Regions from separate parts of the Mus musculus genome. Here region 1 is linked to region 2. A link is a loop called in an ENCODE intact Hi-C map of the cell type or tissue named here. Cell type or tissue: left cerebral cortex. All regions are shown on one strand. Each heading gives the region's core, and the rest is flanking DNA. Links, peaks and the distances in the headings are about the cores only.

Region 1 (5,372 bases), core at 164-5,163, 110 kb after region 2:
CTCCTCCTTCTTCCATCCTCCTAATTCTCTTCTTCTTCCCTCCTTCTCTTTTTCCTCCTCCCTCCTCCCTTCCCCTCCTCTTCTCCTCCCTCCCTCCTCTCCTCTTCCCTTCCTCTTCATTCCCATCCTACTTATCCCCTCCCCCATTCTCCCTTCTTCCTCTTCATCCCATCCTCATCCCCCTTTCCCTTCCTTGCCATCCTCCCCCTCCTCCTCCTCCTCTTCCTCCTCTTTCTACCCCTCATTCGTCCCTCCTCCTCTTACATTCTCCCTCCTCCCTCCCTTCCCCTGCCCTTTGCTTTCCTCCATAGACCCTACTTAACGAAGGCCATAACCTGAGCCAGGGCCCCAAACTTCATGGCCCAGGAGCCCGCAGGCCTTCCCTACTGCCTCAAGGCTGCCAGCTCATGCGCTTCTTTGACCAGAAGCCCCAGGCCTGGGGCCCTGTGAGAGAGCTGGATTGTGGTGCCAGCCGGACGTCTGCCCCTAACAGCCAAAGCTCTGAAGATCTGGGTAAGTGACCAAGGCCCACGATCCAAGGGGACAGGAAGGCTGTGGCCCAATTTCAGATGACAGAGACAGAGTACCAGTGCCTGTCTCTGTGTCTTTGTGAAACTCTTGCTCTGAGAACCTTCCTGTGCCCACCCCATCTGTTCATCCCCTCAGGGACAGGCTTCCAGAAAGGTGGATTTGTCCCTCTCTGGGACAAGCCCAAGCCACCTGTGCGTTAGCGCATTAGGAAGGATCGGTCTTTAAAGCTGGATGGCCTTTGTGTTTTCTAGAAATGACTGCCCCCAGGGGAGGGATGACATTCTCTGCAAATGGCTGCCTGTTTGGGCTCAGGTTCAGCCCTCTTGTTCTTCCAGCCATAGAGCCAGCCCATTGTCCTTCAACCTTTGAACGGGAGACATCCTTAGACTTGGAGCCCATGGCTGAGTCCGAGGAGCAAGCCAATCCCTGCAGGACTGCCACTCCAAGCCCTGTGGTGGGCAAGGCTTTGGTCAAAGGCCTGTGCGCCAACCAACGCATGCAGTGGGAAGTGAGCTTCGAGCTGGAGCCTCCAGCCCTGAAGAGGGGGGACACACAGAACGCTGACATGTGGAGTGAGACTTTCCACCACCTGGCGGCCCGCGCCATCATCCGAGAATTCGAGCATCTGGCAGAGCGCGAGGACGAGATCGAGCTGGGTGAGCCACCAGGATCAGGGTGGCAGGATTCCCTTTGGCAGCACGGTGCCCTTCTCACTGACCAAGGCCAACCCATTCCAAAGCCCCGCCCACACCCTAAGACCCACCCTCCAGAGACCTAGTGCCACATCTACTGCCCAAGATCCCTTCCCTAATTTTCAGACTCTCACCCACACCCAAAGCCCTCAAAGTCCTTGCTCTGTCTCAGTAACCTAAGGTTAGCCCTAGGTTAGCCTCGCCAACTAGCTCCACACTATGCACAGCTCGCCTCCTTACCACACCTCTGCTGAAGTCAAGTCTCTGTACCACTAGCTGTTTCCTGAGCCTACATTCCACTGTGTCTCACCCCATATTAAATGGAGCTTGGGCCTGAATCCTCAACTTGAGGTGCCCTCCCTTCCTCGGCCCTGGATTTGTCCATCTCTCCCACTCTTCAGATGACCCATCCTCCTCTCTTCCTACCTCCTCCTCTCCTACCACACTTGCCCACCCCCATGCTCCCTCATACCCAGCATTTCTCTGGGTGACTCATATCTGGTTCTGGAGGGTCAACAATGATAGGAGATCCTCTGAGGTTGAACCTTCCCAGAGGGCCCCTAGACCTAGCCTAGATCCTGCCCATTCTCATCAGCCCCAATGACTCCCCCACAGTCAGCGGGGGGCCAGGCTAGGTGTTTGGCCCCACAGACGCCTCCGGAGGGTTGGTTAGCATAGAATAAAGTGAGCACATCCTTTCCCGGGGCACCTGACACTGGCTAAGAGAGGCCAGCATTAATCAAACAATTACACAGCTAATTAAATAAGTCCTGTTCAGAAACGCTTGAATTCCAAGCCCTGTATAGCAGGGATGGGTCGTGAGCTAATTTAGTTCAGGAACTGGGGCAGCCTTTCCCAGAACGTGACTAGTGAAATCTCAATAGGACACACTTGGAGAACAGAGATAAGTGGCAATAAGTACGGGATTCCTTTGTTCTAAGTTTATGCTTAATTTGCATACTATGTGGTTCATATTTTATTTGTACTTGGGGGGTAACGCATGATCTTCTTTTCTTCCATGAATACTCCTCCCCCTTTTATTGCCCTGATTCCCTGAACAGCCCTCAGAAGGCAGCAAGCCATCAAGAGGGCTCACTGTTTGGTAGAAAGGGCGTGAACTTACAGGTCAGGTCATCCTGAGCCCTAATCTCAGGTTCTGACTAACTTGCTGTGTGACCAAGCATTGAGTCCTTCTCTCTAATGTTCAATCTGAAAGGGAGGAAGGAGAGAGAGAGAGAGAGAGAGAGAGAGAGAGAGAGAGAGAGAGAGAGAGAGGAGAGAGAGAGAGACTGTCTGACTGTGTGTCTGTGTGTGTATGTCTCTGTGTGTGTCTGTGTGCATACATTGTGTGTGTGTGTTTTGGGTGGGTTGTGCCAGTTGTGGAGGTGGGGGTAGATAGGTGTACAGAGAAGCCGGAGGAAGATTCAGGGTGTGTCCCTCTCATTCTCTAACTTGCTCCCTTGGGAGAAGAGTCTCTCACGGAGCCTGAAGCCTGGGGCTTTTTGGCGAGGCTGGCTGGCCGGCAAGCACCCTGGGTCCTCCTGTCTCTCAGCTCCCTGCATCTCCAGCCCTGGATTCCAGGTGGCCACAGCCATGCTCAGCTCCTTCTCTGCTGGGGACACAACTCAGCGCTTTCTTAGCAAGTGCTCTTGCCCACGAAGCCATCTCCCAGATCACGGCTTTCCAATCTTCTCAGCCATGTGGAAGGTCCCATGAGTCAGGGAACCCATGAAGCCCTGTCACAAGGTTCCCGCCAGTCACCTGCAAGATTCAAATACACAGTATAGACAACATAGGACGCCGTTTAAATAAACATGCTATTTAAAGGAATTAGCTATCTTTTACTCTAAGATAATGACTTAAGTTTTTATGTTAACACACCCTTTATCTTGTGAAATGGTGTTTTTTGTTTTGGTGGTGGTGATGGTGGTGTTTTGTTTTGTTTTTTTGTCTTTAATTAGCCCATTGGCAGGCCACCAATTTCAAGACCTACTTGACCCCAAAGATGGACTGCTAATCCAGCTCTCCTTTCAGCTTCCAGGGTCTCCACGCCAAGCAAGACTTTCTGATCCCAGACCGTGACCCTTGCTCTTCCTCCCACAGGGTCCAATCGCCGATACCAGGTGAACGCCGTGCACACCAGCAAGGCCTGCAGCGTGATCAGCAAATACACGGCCTTTGTGCCTGTGGACATAAACAAGAGGCAGTACCTGCCCACGGTCGTCAAGTACCCCAACTCTGGTAAGGCGCATGCGTGAGTGTAGGGAGAGGCACACTCCAGCCCGCGGGCTTGGGGAGGAGCTGAGATACAGGAAAGAGCAGGCTCCCAACGGGCGGGCGGCTCAGCCACAGAGGAAGAGGGGAGCAAGATGCCTTCAGTGTATTTTGTTCTCCCCCGGAGAGACGATAAACGATCCAGTTCTTTGTAAAGAGCCCCAAAATGTCTAGAATGATGCAACCTAAGACAGATGCGTCAGAGTGACAGTCACCCAGGAGGAGAGCTTGTACCTCCCTGCTGTGCCCATCCTGACTTCTCTTGGATGGGTTGTCTACAAGGAGGGGAATCATGTGACACGTGCAGTTACCTCAGCTGGAACACACCGATACATACTATGGTTTTCAAATTAAAGCTGTGAAAAATAGTCTATTCCTGAAGAAATACTTAAACGCTCTTTTTGATCACATACTGTATTCCACTGCAGGGATATCCCATCATCCACCAGGCCCAGCCTGGTGGCACAGGCCTGTCACCCTGGCTACTCAGACGATGGAGGTACATGGGTCGCCGGTCCAAGGCTACTTGAGCTACATCCTCCGTTTTCAAGGCTAGCCTGGGCAACTTAGCAAGGCCTTGTCTCAAAAATAAAAGTTAATAGGAGAGTCAGGGATATAACAGTGGAGTGCTTGCCTGGCGTGTGGGAAGCCTGGGGTCAGTCCCTAGAACTGGCTTTGCCTCTTATGTTTTATGCTTGGTCCACAAAGCATATGTTAGATCATCCAACCCTCGAAACAGTTCTGCCAAGTAACTTCGTTACTGCCCCATTTTACAGATGGGAAACAGAGGCAGAGGATGTTTCATGATGAGGCTTGAGGTCACTCAGCAGGACTGGAGGAGCTAAGCTTTTAATCCCAGTAGCCTGGTCCAAACCCTGCATTCTCACTCACTCTTCCATACTATTTATATTTATATTTGTATTTATATCTATTGCAACTTGGGACTGGCAAGATGGCACAGCAGGTAAAGGCGCCTGCTGGCAAGCCCAAGGGGCTCAGTTTGATCCCTGGAACCCACTTGGTTTAGGAGAGAAGCGACTCTTGTGTTCTCTGACTTTCACATTGGCCCAGGGGCAAGCTGTGTGTGTGTGTATGGTGTCTGTGTCCATGTGTGTCATCCGTGATGTCCATGTGTCTGTCTGTGGTGCCTGTGTGTATCCGTGTAGGACAGCAACCTTCCTAATGCTGTGGCCCTTTAATACAGTTCCTCGTGGTGTGGCGACCCCAGTCACAAAATTATATATTTTTTTACTTCACAATTGTGATTTTGCTACTGTTATGGACTGTAATGTAAATATCTGATAGCAAGATATCTGATAGCCCCTGTGAAAAGGTCATTCAACCCCAAGGGGTCACAACCCACAGGTTGAGAACCACAGATATAGGGCACACTTTTCATGGTTTTCGGCTTTGTCTTTAAGTCTAAGGTTTTTCTTTTCTGAATTATACTTTCTTGCCACTTACAAGACGTTGTCCTTGGTTGGCTGGTGGTTTGTTTTGCTTTGTTTGTTTGCTAGTGCCCAGGGCCTTGGCTTGCTGGGCATTCTACCACTAAGCTACATCCTCAAATCTCCCTCTCCCCTCCCCCTCCCCCTCTCCTCCTCCTTCTCCTTCTTTCTCACCAAACCTCCAGGAAAATGTTTACAAGCCAAGCATGCCCGTCCTCACCCTTCCAGTCTCCTTGTCCATGTTACCAAAATAATCCCTCATTCCCACATCCATTTCCAGTTCAGACCAGTGGCACTGGACCAGAGGCCATGGCCCTGCTGTGACCTCACTCCTGTTTCAGGGAAGCTGTTCTCTCTCTCTCCCTCTCCCTCCCCTCCCCCTCCCCTCCCCTTCTCTATCTCCCTCTCCATTTCCATCTCCCTTCAC
Region 2 (5,372 bases), core at 58-5,057:
AAACATTTATCTACCATGCACGTTGGGCCAGGTGTGATCCTGAGATCTAAGGAGCTGGGGGGTGGGGGTGGGGGAGGGCGTGGGAACAGATTGTCTGAGCAGCTTTAGTGTGACTAGTCCCGCTGATGTGTTTAAAGTGTTGCTGGGTAGGCATGCAAATGCCAAAGTTAGGACAGGAAGAAGCACAGGGGGACGGTGATGATGCTTCCCTGATACTATAACCTAAAGCGATCTAGACGCCAAATTTAAAGACGCTGGATTCCCTGGTCCGTGGGCCGTGTGGGCTGTAGCCTTTGAACAGACTCCAGGATCCTTCTACTCCTGAGTTATGCTAAATTCAGGAGGCCAAGTGGGCTCCTGCTAGGGCAGGGCTATTTCTATGCCCTTCCTCAGAGCTTTGGAAGTCAGAAGCAGGAGTGTGGAATTCAGCCAGAGATAGGAAGGCTAAGGGAGACAGGATCTCGTCCTAACTTCCCCAGTATTCTGAGGGACAGCCCTGGAGGGTTGTTGCTTAGATGTTAGTGGAACCCAATACACTTAGTCTGGTAGTAGTTAGGATGTTCAAGACAATTTGTGCATAGAAAGCCAGGGACACAAGGTGGCAGAGACATGGTCTCCTCCAGGTGCCTTCTCTTGTCTCTGGAAGCAGCTTCCTTGTGTCCTGGGTGAATCCCTGGATCTACCTCTTTCTAAGACACCCTAAAGTTGAGATTCCTCTCTGTTCTGCTCTCAATTTAAGCCTTCTCACAGGCTGTCATGCCCCCAGGGGTAGTTTGTGGAGCCTTAGGTTTGCAGTCCACTGGTTGGTCTCCTCTTCTCCAGCTCCTGTGTTCTGCCTCTACCCAGACCTCTGCCATCACCACTTGAAACTAAATACAAAAGAGCTTTGGCTCCTGACTGTTCCCTGGGCTGCCTCTCTCCATCACAGCCACTCAGCTGCAGCAGCTTTAGGAATAACTCCCAACGTCTCCTTGCCCCTCCCTCCCTCCTTCCCTCCCTCCCTCCCAGCATGCCATTAGCCACCTATTCTCTGCTTTTCAAAAGCTCTCTGGAATCTACGGCCTCTCTGCATTCCCACCTCCAGCGGCTTAGTTCAGGGAATGCCTCCAGATGACCTCTGCCTCTCCCCTGCATTCCCAATCACCTGCTCTCCCAGGTAGCAGGTGCTAGCCACTGTGGGGATGGCTCGGGAGCACAGATGTGGCCTTAAGACTCAAAACCTTCTAGAGGGCCCCATTCCAGCTGACAACCTCAAGTCCCCTGAGTGGCTTCAAAGGCGGTGAGGGACTGAGTTCCCTCTCCTGCCACAACTCAGGCAACTCTTCTTTCCTCTCTGCTCCATCTCACGAACCTGAGTTCCTAGTACTACTCCCACCCTCTTCCTCCCAGCGCGTCCCATGTGTCAGGCCACGTCTGTCCCCTCTGCTGAGCCATTTGTATTGTGTTCTTACCAAACCTGGTCCACCACTGAACTATATACTCCAAGCTAAATATTGTCAAGGCAACCTCAAGTGAATGGTTTCCTCCCCATCCTGGTTCAGGTACGGGGCATTGCTCCTAGGGCCGCGTGCGTGTTTTGCAAGTCCTGCAGGACTGAGCCGCAGCCCCAGTTGCACAAGCCTCATCTAACTTGACTGTTACCTCTATTGCAGTCCTTTGCTTATTGTCTGTCTTTAAACCAGTTGTGTTTCCTTCCCTGCCCACAACCTGTGCCCAGCACACAGTGGTTGCTTGATATATGCCTTTAAGTGCCCATTAGGTTACTCATGTACGCTTGGACTCTTCCTAGCCTGACTGGTATTAGCTGCTCTCAGATCCAACCCCCTGCCCTCTCTTGTCCTCTTTCACTAATTTTATGGTTTGGTTCCCCGGAAGGCCCTTCTCTTCTGCCTACAAGCAAGCCTGCTAACACCAGGACCCTCACACCCATCACACTCTGGAAAGCAATTTCGTGTCCTAATGAACAATTTCTGCTGAGGAAGAAAATTCCCACTATAGGCATCAATGCAGAAATAAGATTTTCAACTTTAGAGTTCTGTCTAGCGTTCAGCATCCAGGTGAACAGAAAGAAAGGGGGGAGGGGCAATGTTCTACGTAGGTGTCTAGATTTAATGGTCACTATCACCTTTACACACACACACACACACACACACACAGAGAGAGAGAGAGAGAGAGAGAGAGAGAGAGACCAGTTAAATAATTCATCTCCAGGAGCATTTATAAGCTGTAATTTCCCTGCTCAATGCTCATGAAATGGGACCAGTGGGTTGGGCAATGTCCTTAACAAGCACCAAGCATAGCAGAAAAAAAAAAGGCAGCATCCTTCTGCTGCAGAGCCTGGCTGCATCCTTCTGCTGCAGAGCCTGCATCCTTCTGTGCAGAACCTGGCAGCATCCTTCTGTGCAGAGCCTGGCAGCATCCTTCTGTGCAGAGCCTGGCTCAGACAGTGTGACCAGGAACCAAGCATGAATGACAGCCTCTGATTTGTTCAGCAAAGCCCATTTCAGAGCAATTAAAAAGAAAATGTCATCTCCTGTCCAAGGCGCAAACAAAAGGCCAAGGCGGCTTTTTTCTCTCTTTTAATTGATCTGGGCTGTCAGCTGCTGCATTAGCAACCCAATTGTGTTCTAATTAACACCCTAATTAAGTGTTTTATCATCAGAACCTAAGAAGGGCGTGAACTGGGAAGTGAAAGTGCCAGTGGGGTGGGAAGGTCTGAGGTCCCCAAGGCAGGACATTTAAACACGGTTCTTAGATGTGGGAAGGTTTTGGACTTTTTTTCTCTTTCACACAAGTGGGTTTCCACAGAGGAGTCTTTCAAACAGGTTGTTTCTGATGCAAACGTTTCAACCACTTACGAACAAACCCTAGATAGGGACACATGGAACCAGCAGACCAGAGTAAAGGGAGAAAGCCAAATGGGAGTTTGGGCGCATAATGGATAGAACCATAAGTTAAAATGAGGTTGTCTTAATTAACCCTGTCTCTGTCTGTCTGTCTGTCTGTCTGTCTGCCTGCCTGTCTGTCTGTTTCTGTTTCTCTGTCTGTCTCTCTCTCTGTCTCTGTCTCTCTCTCTCTGTGTATGTGTGCACAGGGAGAAAGAATTAGAGAGATGGGGCAGGGTGTGAATTCATTCTGACATTTTCATTGGCCTGTGTTATAAACAAATCAACACGGCCATTTGGCACACCTTGTTGGTTTCGTCTTGTGAGAATAGAAACTTAGGTTGGTTACAGATTAGCTGGGGCTGGTGGGAGGGGATGGTGCTAGCCTCTAAGCCAGATGGCTCAAGTTCTGTCCCTGACGTCCACATGGTGGAAGGAAAGAACCAACTCTGGGAAATGTCCTCTGACTCCCACAGGAGTCATATGTGCCCATGCCCTAACCCCAAAAGAGAAGTTATGGTACTGGAATGTCCCACCCGTCTACCAGCTCCTCTAGTGGGGTGAGGTAGGTTGAAGACTGCAGGCTTTGGGGTAGACCCTTTGTCATGGTTTGTATAAGCTTGGCCCAGGGAGGTGTGGACTTGTTGGAGTAGGTGTGTTACTGTGGGTGTGGGCTTTAAGACTCACCCTACCTGCCTGGAAGCCAGTATTCTCCTAGCAGCCTTCAGATGAAGATGTAAAACTCTCAGCTCCTCCTGTACCATGTCTGCTTAGATACTGCCATGTTCCTGTCTCGATCATAATGGACTGAACCTCTGAACCTGTAAGCCAGCACCAATTAAATGTTGTCCTTATAAGAGTTGCCTTGGTCATGGTATGTTCACAGCAGTAAAACCCTAAATAAAACACCCTACTAAGATTTAGGGAAAAATTCTGTTCTCTTATCTGTAAAACTACAAATATGTGTGTCCTTGTAGGGGCTTTATGACAACTAAAGAGGAAATGTTCTCCAAGTGCTAGGAGAGCAGGAAGGACTAATAGATCTTACTTTCCCCTCCCCTCCCTTCTTCTTCCCCTCCCCTCCCCTCCCTCTTCACCTCTCCTCTCTTCTCTGCCCTCTCCTCCTCTCCCTCCCCTTCCCTCCACTCTTTTCTTCTCCATTCTCTGAAGCATCTTTTCCTTCCCCCTCCCTTCCCCTAACCCCCTCCTCTCCTCTCTTCTCTGTCCCCTCCTCCTCTTCCTCCCCTCCCCTCCCCTCCTCTCTTTTCTGACCCTCCTCCTCTCCTTCCTCTTCCCAATCCCCTTCCCTCTCCCCTCATGCATCTTTTCCTTCCCTCTCTCTTCTCCTCCTCCCCTCATCTCCTCTCTTCTCTGCCCCCTTCCCCTCTCCCTCCCCTCCTGTCCCCTCTTCTCCTCCTCTCTCTCCCCCTCCCCTTTTTTTCCTTCTCCCCTTCCCTTCCCTTTTCTCCTTCAGTTGTGTTTTTAACTCTTTAGCCTCTAAAGACAGAACCTCCTTTTTCCCACTGGTTCTTTATAGATCAACACAATCCAAATTCATTTAAAAATAAATACATAACATGTGTACCTATTTAAGAGGTACAGCATGGTGTCCCCGTGCCATTGTGCAGTGTGTGATGGTCGAATGGAGATAATTAGCACAGCTCTCTCCTCAAACATACATCATTTCTTTGTGTTGTAAACAATCAAAGCCTCTCTTCTAGATATTTTGAGAAATGCAGTAAATTACCATTAATTATAGACACTCTGCCCTACTGTGTTCCAGGACACAGCACCACAACTCGGCCCTGTTCAGCTGCAGTTCTGGACCCATTGTAATCATCGTCAACGCCACCCAAAGGTCTTTATTTTGAAAGCTTAGTCCTGGGCTGGGGATGTGGCTCATCAGGAAGGGCTCTTGTCTATTGTATAGAAAACCCTGGGCTGAATTCCCAACACTGTGTAAACCAGGCAAGGTGGTCCACACCTGTAACCCCAGCACTCAGGTGGTAGAGGCAGGAGGTTCAGAAGTTCAAAGTCATATTCTGCTACACATCAAATTGGAGGTATGTCCCCCCACACCAAAAAAAAAAAAAAAAAAGCCTTGGTCTTTGGGCCAGCCTGTGGCAAAGACAGCAGGAGGTGAAACCTTTGGTAGATGGGTCCTTCTGGAAGGAAACCAAGTCACAAGTCATTGAGGACTCCATAAGATGAACAGGCATTCAAGCCAAATGCTGTCAACATGAGGGGCTGCTATGCCACAACCAGAAGAAATGGGGTCATATGACCACAGGCTGACCCCTCTGAAACCAGGAGACAAAACCAAGCTTTCTTTGTTGATTATCTCAGACAATTTGTTATAGCAACAGGCGCTGGCTAATAACCATTTTCACCCATCATTTCCACAGATTCTGTGCCTTCCTGGAGCTCTAGGGTACAGATGTCAGCACCTGACATCTAAGGTCTTTAGCAGAATTGACACAAAACCCC

Evidence for each region. Hi-C counts contacts between places; a loop is a spot of excess contacts. Peaks named below come from ENCODE experiments on the same cell type or tissue, not always from the same donor. Only the 100,000 strongest peaks of a DNase experiment are listed, where the experiment ranks them.
Region 1: it touches region 2 in a loop (2.9-fold over the local background); 3 of 42 quality-filtered maps call a loop at or near these places.

The regions. Positions count from the first base shown.
Region 1 is chr4:138,576,720-138,582,091 of GRCm38, reverse strand. It overlaps Vwa5b1 (von Willebrand factor A domain containing 5B1), which reads left to right. Exons shown (of 22, transcript NM_029401.1): 15 at 312-513; 16 at 867-1,187; 17 at 3,327-3,464. Among named protein-coding and RNA genes, the nearest start is that of Vwa5b1, 45 kb to the left of the region's middle. In left cerebral cortex, for the core only: no CTCF peak of the experiment used is centred there; DNase peaks (open chromatin) are centred at 1,171, 2,071 and 2,828; H3K27ac peaks cover 1,781 bases.
Region 2 is chr4:138,686,462-138,691,833 of GRCm38, reverse strand. The region is part of intron 1 of Gm32770 (a long non-coding RNA gene); the gene reads right to left. Among named protein-coding and RNA genes, the nearest start is that of Gm32770, 12 kb to the right of the region's middle. In left cerebral cortex, for the core only: no CTCF peak of the experiment used is centred there; DNase peaks (open chromatin) are centred at 201 and 2,400; H3K27ac peaks cover 3,275 bases.